2 separate regions of the Mus musculus genome follow, and region 2 is linked to region 1. The links are chromatin contacts, found by POLR2A ChIA-PET in ENCODE. All regions are on one chromosome and are shown on one strand. The core of a region is the stretch at or near the end of the contact, and the rest is flanking DNA. Distances in the headings are between cores, read along the strand shown. Region 1 holds the start of Rce1 (Ras converting CAAX endopeptidase 1). Region 2 holds the start of Rbm14 (RNA binding motif protein 14).

The links. ChIA-PET counts read pairs that join two places held with the same protein, here RNA polymerase II (POLR2A).
Region 2: POLR2A ChIA-PET joins it to region 1 with 21 read pairs in Patski. The contact joins the promoter of Rbm14 here to the promoter of Rce1 in region 1. POLR2A ChIA-PET finds 5 or more read pairs at or near these places in 3 of 5 experiments (Patski and embryonic stem cell).

The regions. Positions count from the first base shown.
Region 1 is chr19:4,623,757-4,628,001 of GRCm38, forward strand. Rce1 (Ras converting CAAX endopeptidase 1) reads right to left here and starts at 1,889. Exons shown (of 8, transcript NM_023131.2): 1 at 1,677-1,889; 2 at 1,437-1,539; 3 at 1,257-1,340; 4 at 929-1,007; 5 at 258-425; 6 at 70-141. The coding sequence starts at 1,861. Gm960 (predicted gene 960) reads right to left here. Exons shown (of 15, transcript NM_001033447.3): 14 at 3,413-3,491; 15 at 2,085-2,434. The coding sequence ends at 2,085. Mir6986 (microRNA 6986) reads right to left here and starts at 199; the gene lies at 142-199.
Region 2 is chr19:4,809,004-4,813,392 of GRCm38, forward strand. Rbm14 (RNA binding motif protein 14) reads right to left here and starts at 2,631. Exons shown (of 3, transcript NM_019869.3): 1 at 2,169-2,631. The coding sequence starts at 2,505. Gm21992 (predicted gene 21992) reads right to left here and starts at 2,596. Exons shown (of 3, transcript NR_157185.1): 1 at 2,169-2,596.

The sequences.
Region 1 (4,245 bases), core at 639-3,138:
GCAGAGTGTCTATGAGGGACATCAGAGCACCCCACCCCTTGACTGCCTCTGCAGCTCTCCAGGCCTCACCTGCAGACACGAAGATACTTCCCACACTGCTCTGGCGGAAGCGCAGCTGCTCAATAATGTGGTGAAAATGGGCTGGGAGGAAGGTGAAAACCACATATGCCTCTGGCTTTCTACCTAGCTCCCCTCACCCAAAGCCCCATTTTTAGCCCTCATGCTGGGAACGTCATTGCTGGACGGGCGAGACTCACCGACTCCAAAAAAGAGTGGGCAGGTGAACACAGCAGGGCCCAGACCCGTGCACGGCGCTAGCATGGGCAGCATGCAAGCCCGGAACACCAGCTCCTCTGTCAGCGGTGCAATAACTTGGTTTCGTAGCCAGCGCATGTCTGTGAGGCAGCGGGCCCAAGAACGAGGGGCTAGAGTGAATATTCAGGATAAGCAGTGAGTGCCTGGTTACTAGAGACATCTGGGCCCTCTCCCACAGATTTACTCGAGCCAAACTCAGTTTAGGAGATCCTGGGAATCAGAATGGGGAAGGGAACAAGCCTTATCAGACCAAATTACAACGGCTTGAGATGGCTGGCAGCAGGAAGGGAAGGCAGCAGTAGATGAGGGAGTCACAGAAAATTCCAGAGGCACCCAAATTTTACCAAGGCCAATCTTTGGGGAAGCCAAATGATGAGAGAGCAGGGGAAGATGCTGTCTGGCCCATATCAAGTGCTGTTTGTGGTCCAGACAGGCCTCCTTGAGTATCACACTTACAGGGTACTCAGCAATGTAATCCATTTTACTGATGTGGAAACACACGCTGAGAGGTGACATCTCACCTCTTCAGTCCAGATCACACCATCTCACTGACTCCTTTCCCCAGTGTTCTGGACTGCCTGTGCCTACCTTTTCCTCAGTCTTGAAGACTCACCCAGGACAACCTTCAGCCCATCTGTCAGGTCACAAGGGCAATCCATAGAGAGCTGCATCAGTGGACCCAGGAAAAGGATCTGGGGGGGGGGGGCAAACATAAAATGAAAGCCTTTTACCACAATCCAATGACCTTGCCCACACCTATGCCCTTGGTCAGCCTCACCAGACCTCAGGTTTCCTGAGTTCTAGGGTTTCCCAGCCATGTACACCAGAAGCTTAGGGGGCCACATCATAATTCCTGTCTTCCATCTGCCAAAAGCTGTACCCAAGCAGGGCACGTCATTACACTAGTGACAACAGAGTTGGAAAAATAAAGCAGGACTCACCATAGTTAGCAGCAGGGGCAGCAGCGCTGCTGGGAAAATGCCCTCCAGCCTGAAGCCCATCAAGGTAAGCAGTGATGTGCCTGGCTGAGCCACAGGAAAGGGGGCGTTAGTGATGTTCCCTCCCACAAAATTCTAGATTCTTCCCCTAGCTGCCCTGTGCCCCACCCACCTCCTTCGCACCTGGATGCCAGTGAGTTCCCTCCAGAGCAGCACGCAAAGAGGGGACAAGCTGGACACTACCAGGACACTGGTGGAACGCCGCTTGATAACAGCGGGGTGGTCCCTAGGAAAAGGGACAGTAAGTTCCGGGGGGCCTGCAGCAACCACGCCAACGCGGCCCCACCCCCGTCCGGCCCAAGCTCCGCCCGCAGCCCCGCCCCACGAGGGCGCAGATCCCGGCCGCGCGCGCATCCCCCGCACCTGGGCAGCTCGCTCTTCCACACGTAGAGGCTGCCCACGTAGGAGCAGGCGAGGCTGAAGCAGGAGAACACAGACACCCAGCAGCACAGCCCCGAGCCCGGGCCGCTCAGCGCGGCTGACTCGGGCTGCCGCTCTGGCCGCGATACCGACAGTAAACGCAGCCCGTCCCCGCCCAGCGCCGCCATCACGCCCGGACCCGTGGCGCGCGGCAGTGACGCGACGGCGTAGGTGACGTCAGGCGGCGGCGCGAGTTGTCGGGTCCCCCGGGCGCCCCTCCCCTTGCACGATAGTTGATACTTTGTGCTTGGAACGGCTTTATTGAAATACAGAAGTTGTGACACACGTGTCCCGGGCTTCCTTGGCTTGCTGGGCGTCTCAGAGAGAATGCTTAGGACCTGTGTCCCGGATTCAGCCACTCGGACAGATTGGATACCTCCTGTAGCCACAAGTCCTGCGGGAGCAGAGGAGGCGGTGGTGAGGACCCGGCGGTGGTAGCTCAGGCCCGCACCCGCCCTGCTCTCGCTGCGGTACCTCCAGGCCGCCCGCAGGGCTAGCTGCCTCTGCCGCCTGGGCCCTGCCGTGGGCCGCTTGGGTCTGCGATCCTCTAGCAGTGAGGGAGACCTCGGTGAGCTCGCGGTCGCGCGTGGCGGATTTTGGCGGGCTCCGGTCTCTTGCTGAGCCCAGAACTCGCGATTCTTCCCTGCCATGGTTGGGGCTGCCCCTCTTGGGCCTCTTGTTTTCTGCTTGCCCGATGGATTCTAGGAGAGAACAAGCCCATTTCATCTTACTCCCGAAGATTTGTGCCAATGCTACAGAGATTGTTGGGGCAGGGGTATCGTTCTAAATTAACTCTCCCGCTCCACCTTTCCGGATGAAAACATTTCAGTACCTGACCTCCCATGATAGGCGACATCTAACTTTCCGCCCAAACTAGGTGATATGCATTTCAAGTTCCTCTCTGAACCTAAGCTTTGCTTCGGGCAATAAGCAACTCAATCTCTCTCTGGTATTGTTCTAGGCAGTTACTACAGAGGCAGCTTTTTGTTGTTGATGTTCAGACAGACTCTCTTGAAACCCAGGCTAGCCTTAAAGTGATCATCTTGCTTCTAACACCCAAGTGCTGGAATTAGACACTCGTGAACATGCTTTAGCTCAGCGGTTCTCAACCTGCGGGTCGCACATCAGATACTTACACTGTGGTGCATAACAGTGGCAAAATGACAGTTAATTAGTAACACTGAAGATAACTGTATGGTTGGGGATCACCACAGCACGAGGCACTGTATTAAAAGGTGGCAGCGTCAGGAAGGTTGGGAACCACCATCACTAATCCGTAGTAGATCCAGTTTTGGAAGAACAAACACAGAGGAGGATCAAACTCGGTATTGACAAGCAAACCAACTCTGACACTGAGCTACATCCCCAGCCTCGCAGGTGCAGATTTACAGAGTCTTGCCTTGGCTGATTCCTCCTGAGTCAATGAATGCACGTTTCTCTGGAAAGGCTAATGTGCACATACTAAGTACAACGCACAAGTCCTATTGAGTAGCTTTAAAGTAGGAATGCATGCGGTTGCTACTCCAAGTCCCTCAATCACTGTGGAAGGCGGCCAAATCCCAGGTGGCAGCAGCATGGCTAAAGTGGAATGGGATCGTTGGATAGCTGGACCACTCCACACCATGAATTTTATTTCTCTGGTTTCAGTCCAGGGCTTACCCCCAAAGCTAGAAACTTACCTTCAGGGAATTCCTGGGCAATATTCTTGTGCTGGTCTTTGGTGTTCTGGGCTGAAATGTTTTTCTCTGGAGTCAGGTGCTTTAACAATTAGAAAGACCAAGTGAATTCTGCAGAAGTCTGAATGAACCTTAGTGAGACGTGTGGTTTGGTTTATATGGATGTTTTCACCCTCATCCTCCTAACTCAACAGTCTCTACTTGGCCTCCAGCTTTCAAAGCATCCCCCTTCTGTGGACCCTTGTACAACTCACACTGTAGCCATTCCCAGCATATCCCTGAACCTCAGGCTCTGAAGATGGCACTATTCATCATTTTTATGTGTTTATGCCCATCTTTCTACTCCAGGTTTACCATGTGTATTTGTAACTATGTGAATTATGTGTCTACAGGAGAGGTGGTCAGGTCCCCTGTAATTGGAGTTACACTTTGACAAGCTGCCTGATGTGAATACTGGGAACCAAACCAAACCAATAGCAGCATGGTCCCTCTTCCACACAGCCATTTCTCCAGTCCCTTTTTATTTAGTCTTGGCTGTCTGGAACTCAGTATATGGTGGAGAACAAGCTGGGCTTGAACTTGCAGAGATCCTCCTACCTTTGCCTCACAAGTGCTAGAATTAAAGGCATACACCACAATCCCTGGCCCTGTCTTTTTTTAAATTAAATTCTTTGAGACAGGGTCTCTTATATCCCAGAGCTGACCTTTAATGTCTGACCATCTGTCCCTCTATATACATGTACACTTAGTTAAAAATACATCTTTTAAAAAGTTGAAAAAAATGAGTGTTTGCATGAAAGCTGCAGGAGCACACTTCATAAAATGGCATAGTAGCA
Region 2 (4,389 bases), core at 1,381-3,880, 190 kb after region 1:
TAGTATATAGCTGTGGAGAATAGTTATCATTGCTGCTATGGAGATTTTGTTCTACAAATCATACCAAAGCCCAAGTAACCAACCAAACTACTATGATTGTTTGTTCCTGTGAAATATTCCAGAGCTGGCCATCGATTTAAGATCAAGCTTCTGCACTTTTCAAGCCCTGGAAGCCTCAGCCCCTCCCACGAGGAGCAAGCTACTGATAGCATCAGAGCTGCTCTTCTACTCCACCTCCATCCTGAAAGCCTGTCACCCCAACTGAGGTACCGGCATCAGTAGAAGTACGTTCAAATCTCACCAAATCTCTTACAGCAAAGGATAGAGTCTGTGTCATATCAGCCTAGAGTGTAGTTCTGCTATAAATATGTTTTCAAAAGGAAAGAAATGCACAAACCTTCTCTCACAGAGAATCTAGTTCTACATCCCAACCACCACAGTCACTGACTGCCAGTCCCAAACAAATTCAAGCAAATTTCTGGCCTACCATCAGAGAAAAAGCTTATTGAACCATACAAATTCCAAAGGAGTCTGTCCCCCTCAGGTACTGAATTCTACTCCCACTCTACCATCCAGACTACCTAAGAACTACAAAAAAAAAACTAGATAGGTCAATTGAGACTCTCATAAAAACTCATACATCCCATGCATTTGCTGACCAAGTACCCAAACTGAGACCTTTCCCACTCGTTTACACTAAACAGAAGCAAAAACCCATAAATCACACAGCCTGCTTAAAGTTTGCAGTAAAGTCAGATTCCAGATATAACCTGAATTGAAGGAAACAGAATGCAGTATTAGACAGAACAAACATTTCGTTCCTATAAATGCACATCCTATGACCCTTCACCCCCCTCTTTGAAAAGACAAGGAATGGCCCAAAGTTGTGACTTTCCAGAACAGCAAATGAACCCTTGATGAGAATGAGCAAGCACCTATACCCACATGTAGTTCCTGTCCTCAAAATTCCTTACAAGGCACAAGCAGATATGAATCCAACAACAGCACAACTAGGGAATAAACAAGGCCTCACTCCCAGGGTGCACTGTTGAAAATGACAGGGCAAAGTTAACTCTCATCAGTGAAACCCACATCGGTCTGGGTGTCTCATAAAATCTTGCCAACATAAAAAAAGCAGGTATTTGAAAGATAAAGAGATAAAACCCCAACATATGAAAATCAACAGGGTCTGAAAAAGACATTTCCTCAAAGGAAATAGCAAACTAGCAAGCTGTCCTAAGAATTATTCAAGCAATAAAAAGTACTAACTAAATAAATGGTGTTAAAACCAAGTTTAATAGAAATCTCACACGCCCCTCTCAACACCCCCCCCCCCCCCAGCCAGAGTATTCCCCTTTGCAATCTCACCAAGCTAATAAACATCTGTGCCCGGAGGCACCAGCTTAGCAAGTAAAAGGCTAACGAGGGAGAGGCTTAATAGCCCCCTTTCACATGCAAAAATAACGCAGAAAACCGGGGCTTCCACTTGTTAAGTTGTAAAACCCAACACAAAGTGGAGGGTGGAGGAAAAGAATTAAAAAGCACAAAACCGCCAAGGCTAACCCATCGAATACTGAAAGGTCAAAGGGGTTCCGAAAAGGCCCCTCCCATGCCCACAAGCAGATTCATTCCAGACAATACTAAAAAAGCCCGAACCCGAGAAACCAAGGGCCCGCTACCTTCCGGGAAGCATCGGGAAGGAACGCCAGAGCGGCCTTGGGGCTTCAACCCAACCTTTTCCCTTTTCCCTCGATCTGACCAAATTCTGGAGAGGAAGTGGGGAAGTGGCGAACTCTTTTCACCGCTCCATAATCCGGTTGGTGCCCTTCCCTTTCCATTTCATTTTGGTGCCAGGCTCATGCAACCAGGAAAAGGCGCCTCCTCCCAACCCCGCACACTCGCAAATCTCTGGCGCGTCCCCAGCCCCGAGGCTTCGGCTTGCAGTGGCCACTGCACCCGCCCGGAACCGACTCCTCCCACTTGATGAATGTTGCTGGGACCGCAGGGGAGAAGGGTGGCTCTACCCAACTCGCCCCCAGCACCTTAGGCCCCGCTCCTGCACACTTCCCCATCATTCCCAACCCTGAGGACCAACCCCAGAGTGAGGGGCGTGGCTAAGAGGCAGAGAGCACCGCGCGTGTCCCCTCCCGAGCGCGCTCCCGCGTTACCTTTTACCACGTCACACTCGATGACGCGTCCACGGCGCTCGAAGAGGCTGCGCAATTCCTGACTTGTACATGCAGCCGATACATTGCCCACGAAAATCTTCCAAGTGTTCAGGGGCCTCGGGCGCGACATCTCCACCACGAGCGCGCGACCTGGACGCAGCTCGTGGCCATGCAGGGCCTCGATGGCGCGCACCGCGCCAGCGTTCTCGCGCATGTGCACGAAGGCAAACTGTTTCATGACGGCGCAGCTCATGACCGTGCCATAGGGCGCGAAGAGAGCTGCCAACTCCTCCGGTGTCGTATCCGCCCCATCGACATTGCCCACAAAAATCTTCATTTTGCCGCCGCAACCGCCTTCTCGGAGAGACAGGACCTCTCCTACAGCGACAGGCAAAACGTCCGAACGACCCGCAGTCCTCCACAGGAATGGCTGGCGACCGAGAACCCCGCCGCGCAGGCGCTCTAACCTAACCAATTGGAGGCGGCATCGCGCGCGGATAGCAGCCAATCAAACAGGTTGAGAGCAGATGTCCTTTGACGCAGCCAATCCCAGAGGGCCTGGAGCCCCTTGTTAACGGAGGGGGTGGAAAAAGCATAGAGGCGCGCGACCAACCGCCACCTTCGGGGGGAGGGGAAAGGAGGGCTGGGGACGGGGAAGCGCGCTCCGGCCGAGTCCGCAGAGGCCTAGTCAGAAGAGCTACCTCCGGCCAGGGTGTGGCGTCCCGGCGGGGCCCCAAGGAAAACTTTGTTCTTTAGGGAAGTCCGGGCTCCTCCGTTTGAGCTGCCGCAGCCAAACCCTGGGTGTTGTGATGGCAGCCTCAGCGTCTGCGGTAAGGCCGCGCCCGGAGGAGAAACCAGGACAAACCCCTTTTAGTCTGGGATTGGCCCCCGACACTATATGCTTGGAGTAGGAAGGGACTGTAACTCTTTCTTTGCAAGCACATTACTTGGGGTTGCTTGAGCTCTGGAGGATTTTGCAGACAGTGAATATTGAGCGTCTGTCTGTCTCAACCTGATGGAATTTCGAGAATTACGATGATGACCATTTATTGTATGCATGAAGTTTATCACAGTATTATGTTCCATAAAGTAGAAGATCAGTAATCCTGAGGAAGCCAAAAGTTGGATCTTAAAAATATATGAGGAGGGGGCCAGGAGTGGTGGGCACCCTTTTAATCCCAGCAACCAGGAAGCAAAATCGAAAGAAATTTGTTCGAGGCCAGCCTGGTCTACATAGTGAGATCCAGGATAGGCAAGGATATAGAGAGACCCTGTCTTTAAAAAAACAGCAAAAACTTAGAGGGGCTGCTCACTGGTAAGAGAGCTTGCTGCTTTTCCAGAAAACTTGAGTTCGATTCCCAGCACCAACATGAGGGCTTACAAACCAGCTAATTCCAGTTCCAAGAGAACTGGCCATTGCACATCTGTGGTACGCAGAGAAACAAGCAAAACACCCACACACATAAAATAACGTTAAATTTAAAAAAGGCTGGAGAGATGGCTCAGTGGTTAAGAGCACCGACTGCTCTTCCAAAGGTCCTGAGTTCAAATCCCAGCAACCACATGGTGGCTCACAACCATCCATAGTAAGATCTGTCGCCCTCTTCTGGTGCATCTGAAGACAGCTACAGTATACTTAGATATAATAATAAATAAATCTTTTAAAAAAATTTAAGCCATCCCTGTAATCCCAGCACTTGGGAGGCAGAGGCAGGCAGATTTCTGAGTTCGAGGCCAGCCTGGTCTACAGAGTGAGTTCCAGGACTGCACAGAGAAACCCTGTCTCAAAAACAAACAAACAAAACTAAAAAAATTTCAAAAGAACAGAACAAAGCAGCCCACTGCTGTACTCACAGCTTTAAGGGTCAGAAGTTGAAAGTCATCCCAAATTGCCTGGGATATGTGAGACCCTATGTCAAATAAACAAATAACCTTGGGGAGAGGTCTCTTGAGTCTTGGCGGCTTTCTTTTAATGTTTTGTGTGTATGAATGTTTGCCTGTATGTATTCATATACCACGTGCATGCAGTGCCTGCGGAAGCCAGAAGAGGGCGTCAGATCCTGATGTTAGTGAGCTGTCATATGGATGCTGCTGGGAGCTGTTTCTGTTCTTTTTTTTTTTTTTTTTTTTCCTTCGAGACAGGGTTTCTCTGTGTAGCCCAGGCTGTCCTGGAGCTCACTTTGTAGGCCAGGCTGGCCTCAAACTCAGAAATCTGCCTGCC